Linked DNA regions of Homo sapiens: region 1 is linked to region 2. A link is an interaction called in ENCODE POLR2A ChIA-PET data of the cell type or tissue named here. Cell type or tissue: GM12878. All regions are shown on one strand. Links, peaks and the distances in the headings refer to the core of each region. The heading gives the core; the rest is flanking DNA.

Region 1 (5,064 bases), core at 1,760-4,259, 52 kb after region 2:
GTCCACCAACTCAATGGAGACCAGATTCTTGCTGGCAGATAACCTGTATTGCAAAGCTTCAGTTCCTCCTACCGATAAAGTGTGTCTGTGGTTGGGGGTAAGTAAATGTTATAGCCACAGCTGATATATTTGTAAACCAGTGTGTTTTCTGTAGCAAACACACTGGTTTTGCTAGTATTTGCTAGTATTTTAGTAGTATTGCTCGAGATATGTAAAGTGTTCATCTCCTTTTGATTGTGGAAGGGACAAAGGGACAGAGTCCAAGTGGTTCATATTAGAAATTGACTAGAATCAGAAGTGCGATGAAGATCGCAGTAAAAACATACTGAAGTCTCTCCCAATCAAGATAAAACTGATCAAACAAACCCTGCTTCTCTTCCAGTTAGTGCTTTATCTCTCTTAAATATAATGGAGGAAGAGCAATAGAAGTAAAATAGAAGGTACTGCTGAACTTTAGATAAACGCTTCTTCCCATAAGAGTTTAATAATTCTAGAAAGATCCCTCTCAATTTAAGGGGAAAAAGAGTATTGCAAAAAGTTTGAGGTTAGAGTTTATTTTTTAAAACCATGTATTTCAGTTTTAGATGATTTCATTGAGCTTATCTGTGATTTACCTATTTTGCTCTTCTCAGTCCTCTGACTATCCAGCTACCTGTCTGTGGATCTTGTTACCTCAGGCAAGTTCTCATACAAAGTAGCAAGCCAAGTGTACTTCTACCAGCTGTCCTACGGGGAGGATTTCCCCTAGCTGCTGTCCTGTAGGATCACTCTGGAGAGGCACTCTAGATTAGCCCAAGGAGGTTTGCTCAAAGTTTGTACAACATTTATATTTCACTCTACAATCTGCATTTCAGTATTTATCTTTTATAATTTATCACTAAGGCTTTTTAAAAAATAACTTTGAAGCATAGCAACTACACCTGAGTGTCCAAGGATTCAATGATTTTCTGTATTCAGTTTTTTTGTAGAAATTGCATGACCTTTTGATTCACAAATTCAAGTGTTACTTTATTTCAGGAAAGATAATTTCTGTTGTGTACTTGAATGTGACTTTTGCCCCATTTCTTTTATTATCTTTTGGGAATAATAAATATGCATATGTTCGATCTCCTTTATCTGTTTTCAGTACCTATCATGTTCTCTGTTTTCAGTTATTCGATGTGTTTCATTCTGTGTGATTTCCTCTGGCTGCTTCCCCATGACTTTGTGTTTTCCCTGGTAGTTATTCTGTTTTGTTGCTTTTACTCTGTCTTTTGTAACTGTTCTTCTGTTTCTCTTTCTCTTCATTTTCTTTGCTGAGCTCTTCTTGCTCTTTTCATGTTTTTCTTCTTTCATTCCTCTTGAATGTTTAAATCCTCATTTCACCACTCATAGACTGGCACTTCCCACAATCTTCTCCATCTCAGTAAATGGCAGAATCTTTTGCCTGGTTGCTCAGAACAAAAATCTTTGAGTCTTCTTTGACTCTTCTTTATTTTATATCTCTCAACCAGTCCTTCAGCAAACCCCACTGGTTCCTTCTTCTGAATAGATTGAGAAGCCAACTATCTCTCACTTCCTTACTGCTGTTACCATGGTCCAGGCCACCTTTGTCTCTTGCCAGGACTGTGGGAATACTGTCTATTAGTTTTTAGGGATGCCATAATAAAATTACCACAAACTGGGTGGCTTTAACAACTGAAATGGACTGTCTCATGGTTCTGGAGGCCAGAAGTCCGTGATGAGCCCCAGAATCAGGGTCGATTCCTTCTGAGAGCTGTGAGGGAAAATCTGTTCTAGCCTCCTCTCTTAGCTTTGGTGTTCGCGGACAGTCTTTGGCATGTTGATGTGTAGAAGCATCACTGTGATCTCCGCCTTCATCTTCACATGTGTGCATGCATGTGTCCAAATTTCTCCTTTTGAAAGACCTTATCTCCAAATAAAGTCACATTCTGAGCTACTGGGGGTTAGTAGTCCAACTTATTTTTTGTTGGGGAGACAGAATTCAATCCATAATACCTTACTTCCACGTAAGGTCACATTCGCTAGTATAAGGGGTTAAAACTTAAATGTATCTTTTTTGGGGACACTGTTTAACCCATAATAATACCCTAATTCACTGTCTTGCTTCTGCCCTTGCTGGAATTCCTAAAGTCTTTCCAGCACAGTGGTCAGATTAATCCTTTGAAATCTCAATCAGGTCATTCCATTATTCTGCCCAAAATCTTTGAATGGTTTCTTATCACATTCCGAGGAAAAGTCCAAGTTCTTTGAGTGGCTGACAAGTTCCTATACATCCTGGTACTCTCTGTTACTTCTCTCTTTTTTTTTTTTTCTGAGACAGAGTCTCACTCTGTTGCCCAGGCTGGAGTACAGTGTTGTGATCTCAGCTCACTGCAACCTCTGTCTCCCGGGCTCAAGCGATTCTTGTGCCTCAGCTTCCTGAATAGCTGGGATCACAGGCACGTGCTACCATGCCCAGCTAAATTTTTTGGTAGAGACGGGGTTTTGCCATTTTGGCCAGGTTGATCTCGAACTCCTGGCCTCGGGTGATCTGCCCACCTTGGCCTCCCAAAGTGCTGGGATTACAGGTATGAGCCACCGTGTCCAGTCTCTCTGTTCTTCTCTTACTTCCTCGCTTGGCCACACTTGGACTTCTTGCCAGACTTAGAGCATGCTGGGAATGGCCCTGCCTCAGAACCTTTATTCTAGCTCTTTCTTCTGCTTAAGCTGCCAGAGTAGTGCTTTTAAAACATGTCAGATGATTCCGCTTTTCTGCTCAAGACCCCAGTGGTTTCCCTGTCACCAAGGGTGGAATACAGAGGTGTCCTTTCCACAGGACAGCCCTACTCCCTCTCAGCACTCATTTATGCTCATTCTTTTGCTCACTCTGCTGTAGCCATGGTGGCCCCCTAACTGTTCCTGGAACCTGCCAGTGTGGCCCCACATTTCTACTTCTGTGTTCTTCACACTCAATCCTTTGAGTTCTCAGTTCTGATTGTTAGCTCCCCCAGGGACCTGCTATGACTTGTCTGTCAGCATTTCTTGGTTTCACTTGTACTGTTTATCTTGTATTGTTTTCCTTCAAAGTACTTAGCACTCCCTGATATGTTATTGATTGGTGTATTTACCAGTTCCCTGACACATAATAAGTGCTCAGTAAAAATTTTTCTTGGGTGAATGACATTTTTGTTAGTTTTTCATCAGAGTTCATACATGCTAATGGTTCAAAGAGCAAATAGAAAGCAGCAGGCTACTGCTCCATCCCCAGATGCACCCACTTTTAATCATGTCTGTACATCTGTATGTACCTAAATATTTGGAATTTTGTTAATTGTTTTTACAAAAATGGGATATATATTGTATATTGTTCAGCACAGATGTCTTTATTTGTGAGTAGACACAGAGTTTGCCTCCTTGGTTTTATTGGCTTACTATTCTGTGGTAGGGCTATGTGATAATATTCCCAAGTCAAGGGGTGTTTGGATTGTTTTAAAATTTCTTGTACAGTGAGCGGTGCTGTAGTAAATATTTTTGCACATATAGACTTGTATACAAAGGCATATTTTTGTATGCTGCTTTGAAATGGAATTGTTGTGTCTAAGAGTATGCACATTTAACATGTTGATGGATACTATCAAATTGCTCTCCAGAAAAGACTACCAATTTTCATTTTCTCCAACCGTATATAAAAATACCCTTTTATTAACAGTCTCACCCACATTTTTAGATTTTTGCTAGTTTTATAGGTGAAAATAGTATCATCTTATAGGTTTTTGTATGACAAAATGCTCATTTGTATTTCCTCTTCTGTTTCCCTTCCTGACTATGTTGTTGCTCCATTTTTCTGTTGGATTCTTTTTCTTTTTTTTTTTGATAGACATTTAGGTCTTCTTTATATATTATGTATTTCGGATGCACAGTCTTCTCTTAATATTGCAGATACTTTTTCTCATCTGTCACTTGTCTTTTGTGGTAGCTCTTAGAAGTTTTAAATTTTAATGTAATCGACTTTATCAGATATTTATAATTTTATCTTAACAGTGTACTCCTTTCACCAAATCTGCAAACATTTTTTTCCTAATATTTATATACTTAAATTTTTTAGAAAACTTTTTTGTTAAGGATAACATGGAAAGATAAGCAACTCCTCAGGATAATGGGTGAGTGACTTCCAAAAAGAGGGCCTCCCAATGGCCAGTAAACATATGAAAAGTTGTCCCACTTCATTAGTAAACAGGGAAATGCAAATTAAAAGCACAATGTGATCTCACTGTGTACCCACCGGAATGGTAGGGTGATACTAAGTGATGGTAGGACATGGAATAGTGAGAACACTGATTTACTGTTGGTGAAGGTGTAAATGGACACAGCCACTGGGGAAACTGGCAGTATCTGTTAAAGCAGAACATATGCATTGCCTATGCCATAGCAGTTCCATGCCTGTCTCTATCTCTTTCTGCCTCTTGCTGTATATAAGAAATGTATAAATATTAACTAAAAGAAAGGTATAAGAATGTTCATATCAACTCTGTAGTAACCAAAACCTGGAAACAACCCAAATGTTCATCATAGTCGAATGGATGAGTAAATCATGATGTGTTCAGACTGTGGAATACTATACAGTACAGAGGAGGAATGAACTGCTGCTACACGCCAGCACTGCAAGGGTGATTTTCACAAACAAGGTTGAGTGAAAGAAACTGCATAGCAAATTACCACAAACTCAGAGGCTTAAAACAATATCCATTATCTCCTAGCTGTATAGGTCAGAAATCCAGATGGGCTTGGCTGGGTCCTCTGTGCAGGGTCCCACAAAGCCAGAATTAAATTGTCAACAGGGCTGTATTCCTTACTAGCATCTCTGGGGGAGAATTAGATTTCAGCCTTATTCACGTTATTGGCAAAATCCGGTTCTCTGTGGTTGAGGTCCCTGTTTCCTTGCTGCCTGTCGTCCAGGAGTCAGTCTCAGCTTCTAGAGGCCACCTGCAATCCTTGGCTCATGGTCCTTTCTGTTTTCAAAGCAGTGATATGACTAGTCTTTCTTACACTTTAGATCTTTCAAACTTCTCATTCTGCTGCCAG
Region 2 (10,500 bases), core at 4,722-7,221:
GGTAAATTGATAGTCACCATGTAGCGGGATTGATAAGGAACTAGAGAGACCAATGGGGTTAGGAGGATATTTATTATTTAGGTGCACCAGCCCAGTTCGGATTAACATCCAAAGGACTGAGCCCTGAACAAAGAGTTAAGTTACCTTTTAAGCATTTTGTGGGGTGGGGAGAGATCTGTGCAGGGGGAAGCATATTACAGAAGCAAGAAACAATGACAGTTATTCAATTAATTGAGACATGCTTTACATCATTTCTTACTTTTTAAGGAAAAACATGTTTTACGACTTGAGTTTATCTTTTTAATGACCTTGCAGCTGCACAGCTAGAGAAACAGGGTCTTCACAATGCCTGGGAAAGGAGGAGAGATAAGGCTCACTAGCCACAGAAAAACAGACAGTTAATTTTAAAGGACTCCAGCTCTTTCTCTTTCTCAGGGGGAATTGGGTTTTCTTACATACAACTGAGTTTCTGCTTACACATTCTTTAATTTCTTTTTTTTTTTTTTTGAGATGGAGTCTCGCTCTGTCGCCCAGGCTGGAATGCAGTGGTGTGATCTTGGCTCACTGCAACCTCCACCCCTCCAGGTTTAAGCAATTCTCTGCCTCAGCCTCCGGAGTAGCTGGGATTACAGGTGTGTGCCACCATGCCTGGCTAATTTTTTGTATTTTTAGTAGAGACGGAGTTTCACCATCTTGGCCAGGCTGATCTTGAACTCCTGACCTCGTGATCCACCCACCTTGGCCTCCCAAAGTGTTGATTACGGGCGTGAGCCACCGCGCCCGGCCAAATTTCTTTTAATTCCTGTTCCAACCAGTTGACAAATAGGGCAAGGGCATCACAAGCAGAGGGAGCAGAAAACTACATGGACTATTCAGAAAAATGTAAACAGCTTAACATGGCTGTAGCATAATATATGACAGATGCAATAAGAGATAAAGCTAGAGAGGTTAATAGAGGCCAGAACTCATAGGAACTTGTATAAGAGTTTATCTTATTGGCAGTGGGGAGCCAAAGCTATAACATGATCATGTTTACATTTTTGAAAGATTAGTCTGGGAAGAGTATGGAAGATGGATAGTAGGCAAGTAAGACAGAGCGAAGAAGTCAATTAGAAAGTCTTTTCAAGTTATCCAAGCAGGAGGTCTCAAGTGGCCCGGTCTAGAGTAGTGACAGTGGACATTGAAAGAAAGAGATTTCAGAGATACACAGATAGAATTAATAGGACTTGCTAATAGATTGAAAGTTGAAAGATAAGATCCCCTATACATTATATGCAATTTTAAAATTCAAAAAGTTCTGGACAACAAGTTTACTTACTTAGTTAAGGTTTGTGACAAACTCTTTTGGCTGCAAAATGTTATCTGAACTATAATGAGTCTATAGTCACTATTTATGATCTTGTTTGCATTTTGCTGCATAAATATTAATGCATTTGATTATAGGGTACTATCCCATCCCCCCTGAGGTGTTACATCATATGTTTTATGTGCATTTTCTAAATTGTCTTTCTAATGTACAAAACATTGTGAATTTCAAAACACTTTTGATCCCAAGGATTTAAAATATAGGATTGTGGACCTGTGCTATTTTTTGTATGATTTTGCTTTAAAACTTCCTTGTTTCATAGATATAACAAACTGTACATTAACTTTTGAGTAGATAGTGACTTTTCTTTTTCTAATATCCAGCTGAGCTATATCTAGGAATGAAAATTTTGGTAGGGTTTGGGAAGAAGGAAGGAGTAACTTTGAAGCATACTGAGGAAAGTTGTGGCTGTGCTACTGCAATAGATTTGAAAACAAGGTAAGGCAATTTGAGGGAAATGGATGCTTAGAAAATAGACACAGATGACTAAGAAATACTAGAAAAGGTACAGCAAAGAAAGGGGTTTGCAGTAAAGAAGATGAAATGTAGAAATAACATAAATATTTAGTTTAAATTTATATGCATAGAGCTGTTCATAGTATTCTCTTATTTTCCTTTTAATCAATGTCTATGCAAACTGTAGTGATCTCTACTCTTTCATTTCTTGATATTGGTGATTTATGTCTTCTCTCTCTCTCTTTTTTTTTTTTGCCTTGCTTAGAGGATTGATATGGTTTGGCTGTGTCTCCACATAAATCTCATCTTGAATTGTAGCTCCCATAATTCCCATGTGTTGTGAGAGGGACCTGGTGGGAGATAATTGCATCATGAGGGTGGTTCCCCCCATACTGTTCTCACAGTAGTAAATAAGTCTCATGAGATCTGATGATTTTATAAGAGGAAACTCCTTTCGCTTGGTTCACATTCTCTCTTATCTGCCTCTATGTAAGACGTGCCATTTGCCTTCCACCATGATTGTGAGGCCTCCCCAGCCACGTGGAACTGTGAGTCCATGAAACCTCTTTTTCTTTGTAAATTACACAGTCTCGGGTATGTCTTTATCAGCAGCATGAGAACAGACTAATACAAGGATTATAAATTTTAGTTTCAGTGAATTTTCTCTATTGATTTTTTTGTTTTCAATTTCATCGATTTCTACTTTTTGTTGTTTCCTTTCTTCTGCTTGATCTGGGTTTGCTTTGCTCTTCTTTTTCTAGTTTCTTGGGGTGGAAATTTAGATTATCAAGTTGATATTTTTCTAATACAAGTGTTTAATTTTATAAAATTCCCTCTAAGCCCTGCTTTGATATAAACCAAACATTTTATTATGTTATATTTTCATTTTCACTCAGTCCAAAATATTTCCTAATTTCTCTTTGACCCATTATTTAGACATGTGTTGTGTAATTTCTTTCTTTTCTTTCTTTCTTTTTTTTTTTTTTTGAGATGGAGTTTTGCTCTTGTCACCCAGGCTGGAGTGCAATGGCGTGATCTCAGCTCACTGCAACCTCTGCCTCCCAGGCTCAAGCAATTCTCCTGCCTCAGCCTCCTGAATAGCTGGGATTATAGGTGCCCGGCACCATGCCTGGCTAGTTTTTGTATTTTTAGTGAAGATGGGGTTTCACAATGTTGGCCAGGCTGGTTTCGAACTCCTGACCTCAGGTGATCCACCTTCCTTGGCCTCCCAAAGTGCTGGACTTACAGGTGTGAGCCACCACACCTGGCCGTGTTGTGTAATTTCTAAGTGTTGGAAAATTCTCTTATCTTTCTGTTATTGATTTCTAGTTTAATTCATTTGTGGTCAGAGAGAATATTTTGTATGCTTTAAATTGTTTTAAATTGCTAAGTTTTGATTTATGACACATGAGATGGTCTGTTTTTGTGAACATTGTTGGGTGAAATGTTATGTATGTATGTAAACGTCAATTAGATCCTGTAGGTTGATTGCATTGTTCTGTATCTTTGCTGATTTCTGCAAAGTCCTTCTGTCTAGACATCAGAGTAGAGTATTAAGTTCCCAGTTATTGTGGATTTGTTCATTTCTCCTTTCAGTCTGGTCAGTTTTTGCTTCATATAATTTGAAGCTCTGTTATTTGGTGTATACACATTTAGGATTATTATGTATTCTTGGTGGATTGATCCTTTTACCAATAAGTAATGTTCCCCTTTATTCCTGGCAATTTTCTTTGCTCTGAAGTCTACTTTGATATTAATGTAACAGCTTTCTTTTGAATAGTGTTTGTGTATTATATCTTCTCTCCATTCTTTTAGTTTTAAGCTGCCTATATCATTGTATTTGAAGTGAGTCTCTTGTCTATAGTGCAGAGTTGGATTATTTTTAAAATCCATTCTAACAACCTCTGTCTTTTATTTGGTGTATTTAGAGCAATTGCACTTAATTTCATTATTGATGTTTGTATTTAGGTCTACCATTTTATTATTTTCCGTTTATCCCCTCTATTTTTGTTGTTGTTCCTCTGTTTCCTCTTTCCTGCCTTCTGGGTTCTTTGAACATTTGTTTTGTCCCACAGGACCTGTGGCTGGAGTCACCTCAAAAGCAGGAGCAGAGGAGTTCCCACAATGGAGTGCCCCAAACTGTCCTGAGATGGGACTGTTTGGGATTCCAAAGACAGAAGCACTAAGTGCCAGGGTGATCAGTCCAAAGCATGGACTGGTATGTCTGCAGATACAGGGGCAGGGGATGGAGTTTTTATTAGGGTTTAACAAATTTGGCTCAGTCGTGGGGCCAGTTTTTTTTTTTTTTTCAGTGTTTTGGGTAACAACCTAGATGCCTTTATTAGCACCTGGGAATGTTCAAGGCCCCAGTTTTTGTTCAGGCCTCCTGGCAAAAACCTGGAGTGGGCTGGGTCACAAAGTGATCAAGTCACTCTGTGATTTTCTGTCAAGACTCGGAAAGAAAGTTGGGGGAACTGGGGAAGCCCACAACAATTTTTAGTATCCCATTTTAATTTATATATTGTGATTTGAATTATATCTTCGTGTAGTTTCCTTTAATGCTTAATCTGGCAATTACCAAACACATTTCACAGTGAGTTTAGAATCAATATTTGACCACTTCAGTTGGAATGTAGAAACATTAGCACCATATGGGTCCAGCTTACCTTCTTCCCTTTATGTTATAGTTGTCTATCGATTACATCTACATACATCGAAAAACCATGCAGACAATCTCACACTTTTTGTTATCAACCATCAAACATGTTTTATAGAACTCAAGAGTGGCCAGGAGCGATGGCTCACACCTGTAATCCCAGCACTTTGGAAGGCCAAGATGGGCGGATCACTTGAGGTCATGAGTTCAGACCAGCCTGGCCAATGAGGCAAAACCCTGTCTCTAACAAAAATACAAAAATTAGCTGGGCATGGTGGTGGGTGCCTGTAATCCCAGCTGCTTGGGAGGCTGAGGCAGGAGAATCGTTTGAACCCGGGAGGCGCAGTTTGCAGTGAGCTGAGATTGTGCCACTGCACTCCAGCCTGGGTGACAGAGCAAGACTTCATCTCAAAAAAAAAAAAAAAAAAAAAGAGGGGACAAATAGTCTAGTATAATTACCCAGATAATTGACATTTCTGTTGCTCTTCCTTTTTCTTGATATTTCAAGTTTCCTTCTGGTATAATTTCCCTTGCTACCTGAAGAGCTTCCATTAGCAATGGAAGTTCTGCTGTTAGCAATTTCAGCTATGACTTCTCTTATTTTTCTTTCACTTGAGGATGGCTTTACTCCACCTTTATTCCTAAAGCAAATTTTCACTGGATATAGAATTCTGGATTGATAATTCTTTTCTTTCAGCACTTGAAAAATGTGCCACTTTATTCTGGCCTCTGTGGTTTCTGACGAAAAATTTACAATCATTTAAATCATTGTTCTCCTATAGCCTATGTCATTTTTTTCTGGGGCTGATTTCAAGATGTTTTCCTTTGTCTCTCATTTTCAGAAGTTTGGTGATGATGTCTGGGCATGGGTTTTGGGGGAGCATATGCTGTTTGGAGTCTATTCAGCTTGATCCTTCATTTCTATGTCTTTTGCCACACTTGGGAATAACTGGAAAATTTTCTGCTATTATGTCTTCAAATACTTTTTCAGCACTGCGCTTAGTCACTCCTTATTCTCAGACTCCAATAACACAAATACTAGATGTTTAGATGTTGTAACACTGGTCCCTGAAGCTCTGTTTGGTTCTTTCAAATCTTTTTTTCTGTCCTTCAGTATGAATGATTTCTACTGGTCTGTCTTTAAGTTCACCGAATCTTTGCTCTGTCATCTCCATTCTGTTATTGAGTCCTTCCATGGAATATTTTAATTGTGTTATTGTATTTTTCAGTTCTAAACTTTCCATTTGGTTTTTCTCTGTATCTTCCATTTATTTGATAATGCTTTCTATTTTAACTTTTGTTGCAAGAGTGTTCATGATTGCTCATTCAATTATTTTTATAACAACCACTTTAATGTCTTTGTCAGATAATTCCAATATCTGTGTCATCTCATCATTGGCATCTGTTGATTGTTTTTTCTATGCAAATTGAGATTTTTGTGGTTCTTCATGTGCCAAGTAATTTTGGATTGCATCTTGTACATATTGACTGTTATTTTGTAAGACTCTATCTTTTATTAAATTTTATGGAAAATGTTGATATTTGTGTTTTAACAGGTGTTTCACCTGATTAGGTCTAAGCAGCTAGTTTTAGCTGCTTCTCTGGTCCCTGGTTCTAATGTCAGCTCAGTTTCCACAGCCTCTGTGCTGTTCTTCAGGTCTGTCCTGCATGTGCACTACTCAGTGGTCAGCTGTGGACCTGCACATTGGTTTCTTCACTGGTTTAGTAATCAGAGTCTTTGCTATGCTCAAGATTAAAACCACCCATGCATGGGGACAGTGGTAGTGAGCCAAGGAGTCATAAAGTTTCCCTTTGGTATTTTTCAGTTTCCTGGTCAGAAACCACCCACTTCTGTGATAAAGACAAGTCAAGGTTTTGAGTGGTGGTAGGACAGAGACAGATTTATTAAAAAACATTTTTTGTCCCTGCCCTTATGGAGCCATAGCTCCACCTAATGGAAATGAATGTTTCCCTCCCTCAGATAGTTGGCTCTTGCAGAACAGTATTTGTCCTATTGTTTCTTTTACTCAGCATTATATCTTTAAGGTTTATCCATGTTGTAGCATGTATTAGAATTTCATTTTCAAAATTAATTAATTAAATTGACTATAATTGTATATATTTATGGAGTATGATGTGATGTTTTGATGTATGTACACATTGTAGAAAGATTCAATCAAACTAATTAGCATATTCATCACTTCACCTTTTTAACCTTTTTTTTTTTGCAGTGAGAACATTTAAAATATATCCTTTTAGCAATTTTGGAGTATATAATACATTATTAACTATGTTCACCATGCAGTGCAGTAGAGCACTAAAACTTATTCCTCTTGTCTAACTCAAACTTTGTACCCTTTGACCAACATATCTCCTTTCCCCATCCCTCCCCACCCTTCATCTCTGGAAACTAACATTCTATGAGATTGACAAAATTTTAGATTCCACATGGAAGTGAGATCATGAAGTGTTTGTCTTTCTGTGCCTGGCTTATTTAGCTTAACATGTCTTCCAGGTTCATCCAGGTTGTTGCAAATGACAAAATTTTGAGATAACGGTCCAATTTTATTCTTCCGCATGTGGATATCTAGTTTTCCCAGCACCATTTATTGAAAGCACTGTCCTTTCCCCATTGTATGTTTGTATTAGTCCATTTCCACAGTTCTGTAAAGAAATACCTGAGACTGGGTAATTTATAAAGATAAGAGGTTTAATTGGCTCATGGTTCTGCAGGCTGTACAGGTAGCATGGCTGGGGAGGCCTCAGGAAACTTATAATCATGGTGGAAGGAGAAGGGGAAGCAGGTACATCTTACATGGCCGGAGCCAGAGGAAGAAAGTGAGAGGGAGGTGCTACATACTTTTAAACAACCAGATCTCATGAGAATTCACTCACTATCATGAGAACAGCAAGAGGGAAATCCATCTCCATGATCCAGTCAGCTCCCACCAGGCCCTTCCTCTAACACTGGAGATTATAATTTGACATGAGATTTGAGTGGTGACACAAATCCAAACCACATCAATGTTCTTGGCACCTTTGTTGAAAATCAATTGACTGTAAATGCATAGTTTTATTTGTAGGCTTTTTATCCTGTTCCATTGGTCAATGTGTCTACTTCTATGCCAGTACCATAGCATAGAAGTTTTGATTATCATAGCTTTATAATACAGTTTGAAATCAGACAGGGTGATGATTCCAGCTTTGTTCTTTTTGCACAAGATTGCTTTGGACATTTGAGTTTTAAACAATGGTTCCATAATATATAACATTTGTTTATCCATTCATCTGTTGAAGAACATCTGGGTTGTTTCAACCTTTTGGCAATTGTGAATAATGCTGCCATGAATATTAGCGCACAAATACCTGTTTGAATCTTTCAATTCTTTTGATTCTATATCCTGAGGTGGAATTGCTGGATCATCTGGTAATTTCATATTTAATTTTTTGAGGAGCCACCATACCATTTATTACAGCAACTGTACCATTTTACATTTCCACCAGCAACATATGAAAGTTCAAATTTCTCCACATCCTCAATACTTGTTATATTCTGTGTTTTTTGGGAGTGGGTGATTTTGATGACAGCTATCTTAGTCAGTTTGAGCTGGTATAATAAGTTGCCATAGACTAGGTGGCTTAAACAAGAAAAATTTATTTCTCACAGGTCTAGAGGCTAGAAAATCCAATATTAAGGCACTAGTAGATTTATTGCCTGGTGAAGGTCCTCTTCTTGGTTTCCAGACTTCTTGCCGTACCCATCACGTGGCAGAAAGAGAGCAAGAGTGCTCTCTGTGGTCCTTTATATTCCACTCATGAGGGTCCCACTGTCATAACCTAATTACCTCCCAAAGGCCCCATCACCTATTACCTATTACCTATTACCATCAACTATTAATGTGATGGTAATCACATTAGGCGTTAGGATTTCAACATATGAATTTGGGGGAGTGGACAGGAATATTCAGTCCATAACAATAGCCATACTAATGGGTGTGAAGTGGTATCTCATTGTGGTTTTAATTTGAATTGCCCTAATGATTAATGATGAGCATCTTTTCATGTGATTACTTGCCATTTGTATGTCTTCTTTGAAGAAACTTTTGTTCAAATCCTTTGGTCATTTTTTAATGTGGTTGCTTTGGTGTTGTTGACTTGCAGAAGTTCTTTATATATTTTGGATATTAACCCTATATCAGATATATAATTAGCAAATATTTTCTTTTATTTTATGAGTTACCTTTTGACTCTCTTAAAAGTGTCCTTTGATTATACAAAGGTTTTTAATTTTGATAAACTCCAATTTATCTATTTTTCCTTTTGTTGCCTATACTTTTGGTCTCAAATCCAAGAATTCATTGCCAAATCCAGTGTCATCAAAGTTTTCCCCTTTCTTTTCTTAGAAGATTTTTATAGTTTTAGTTCTTAAGGTTAGGTCTTTGATTAATTTTTAGTTAACTTTTGTCCCTGGTATGAGGTAAGGGCCCAAATTATTCTTTTTTTTTTGTACTTTAAGTTTTAGGGTACGTGTGCACAACATGCAGGTTTGTTACATATGTATGTATGTGCCATATTGGTGTGCTGCACCCATTCACTCATCATTTACATTAGATGTATCTCCTAATGCTAACCCTCCCTGCTCCCCCCACCCCACGACAGGCCCCGGTGTGTGATGGTCCCCTTCCTGTGTCCAAGTGTTCTCATTGTTCAGTTCCTACCTATGAGCGAGAACATGTGGTGTTTGGTTTTCTGTCCTTGCAATAGTTTGCTGAGAATGATGGTTTCCAGCTTCATCTGTGTCCCTACAAAGGACATGAACTCATCCTTTTTTATGGCAGCATAGTATTCCATGGTGTATATGTACCACATTTTCTGAATCCAGTCTATCATTGATGGGCATTTGGGTTGGTTCCAAGTCTTTGCTATTGTGAATAATGCCGCAGTAAACATACATGTGCATGTGTCTTTACAGCAGCATGATTTATAGTCCTTTGGGTATATACCCAGTAATGGGATGGCTGGGTCAAATGGTATTTCTAGTTCTAGATCCTTGAGGAATCGCCACACTGTCTTCCACAATGGTTGAACTAGTTTACAGTCCCACCAACAGTGTAAAAGTGTTCCTATTTCTCCACATCCTCTCCAGCACCTGTTGTTTCCTGACTTTTTAATGATCGCCATTGTAAGTGGTGTGAGATGGTATCTCATTGTGGTTTTGATTTGCATTTCTCTGATGGCCAGTGATGATGAGCAGTTTTTCATGTGTCTGTTGGCTGCATAAATGTCTTCTTTTGAGAAGTGTCTGTTCATATCCTTTGTCCACTTTTTGATGGGGTTGTTTGATTTTTTCTTGTAAATTTGTTTAAGCTCTTTGTAGATTCTGGATATTAGCCCTTTGTCAGATAGGTAGATTACAAAAATTTTCTCCCATTCCGTAGGTTGCCTGTTCATTCTGATAGTAATTTCTTTTGCCGTGCAGAAGCTCTTTAGTTTAATTAGATCCCATTTGTCAATTTTGGCTTTTGTTGCCATTGCTTTTGGTATTTTAGACATGAAGTCCTTGTCCATACTTATGTCCTGAATGGTATTGCCTAGGTTTTCTTCTAGGGTTTTTATGGTTTTAGGTCTAACATTTAAATCTTTAATCCATCTTGAATTGATTTTTGTATAAGGTGTAAGGAAGGGATCCAGTTTCAGCTTTCTCCATGTGGCTAGCCAGTTTTCCCAGCACCATTTATTAAATAGGGAATATTTCCCCATTTCTTGTTTTTGTCAGGTTTGTCAAAGATCAGATGGTTGTAGATGTGTGGTATTACTTCTGAGGGCTCGGTTCTGTTCCATTGGTCTATTTCTCTGTTTTGGTACCAGTACCATGCTGTTTTGGTTACTGTAGCCTTGTAGTATAGTTTGAAGTCAGGTAGCGTGATGCCTCCAGCTTTGTTCTTTTGGCTTAGGATTGACTTGGCAATGCGGGCTCTTTTTTGGTTCCATATGAACTTTGAAGTAGTTTTTTCCAATTATG

The links. Peaks named below come from ENCODE experiments on the same cell type or tissue, not always from the same donor. Only the 100,000 strongest peaks of a DNase experiment are listed, where the experiment ranks them.
Region 1: POLR2A ChIA-PET joins it to region 2 with 10 read pairs; 1 of 35 experiments calls an interaction of 5 or more read pairs at or near these places.

Annotation. Positions count from the first base shown.
Region 1 is chrX:155,228,386-155,233,449 of GRCh38, forward strand. VBP1 (VHL binding protein 1) reads left to right here. Exons shown (of 6, transcript NM_003372.7): 4 at 1-97. Among named protein-coding and RNA genes, the nearest start is that of VBP1, 14 kb to the left of the region's middle. In GM12878, for the core only: no CTCF peak of the experiment used is centred there; a DNase peak (open chromatin) is centred at 2,986; H3K27ac peaks cover 613 bases.
Region 2 is chrX:155,173,376-155,183,875 of GRCh38, forward strand. No RefSeq gene overlaps it. Among named protein-coding and RNA genes, the nearest start is that of VBP1, 38 kb to the right of the region's middle. In GM12878, for the core only: a CTCF peak has its summit at 6,430 (motif pointing left); a DNase peak (open chromatin) is centred at 6,284.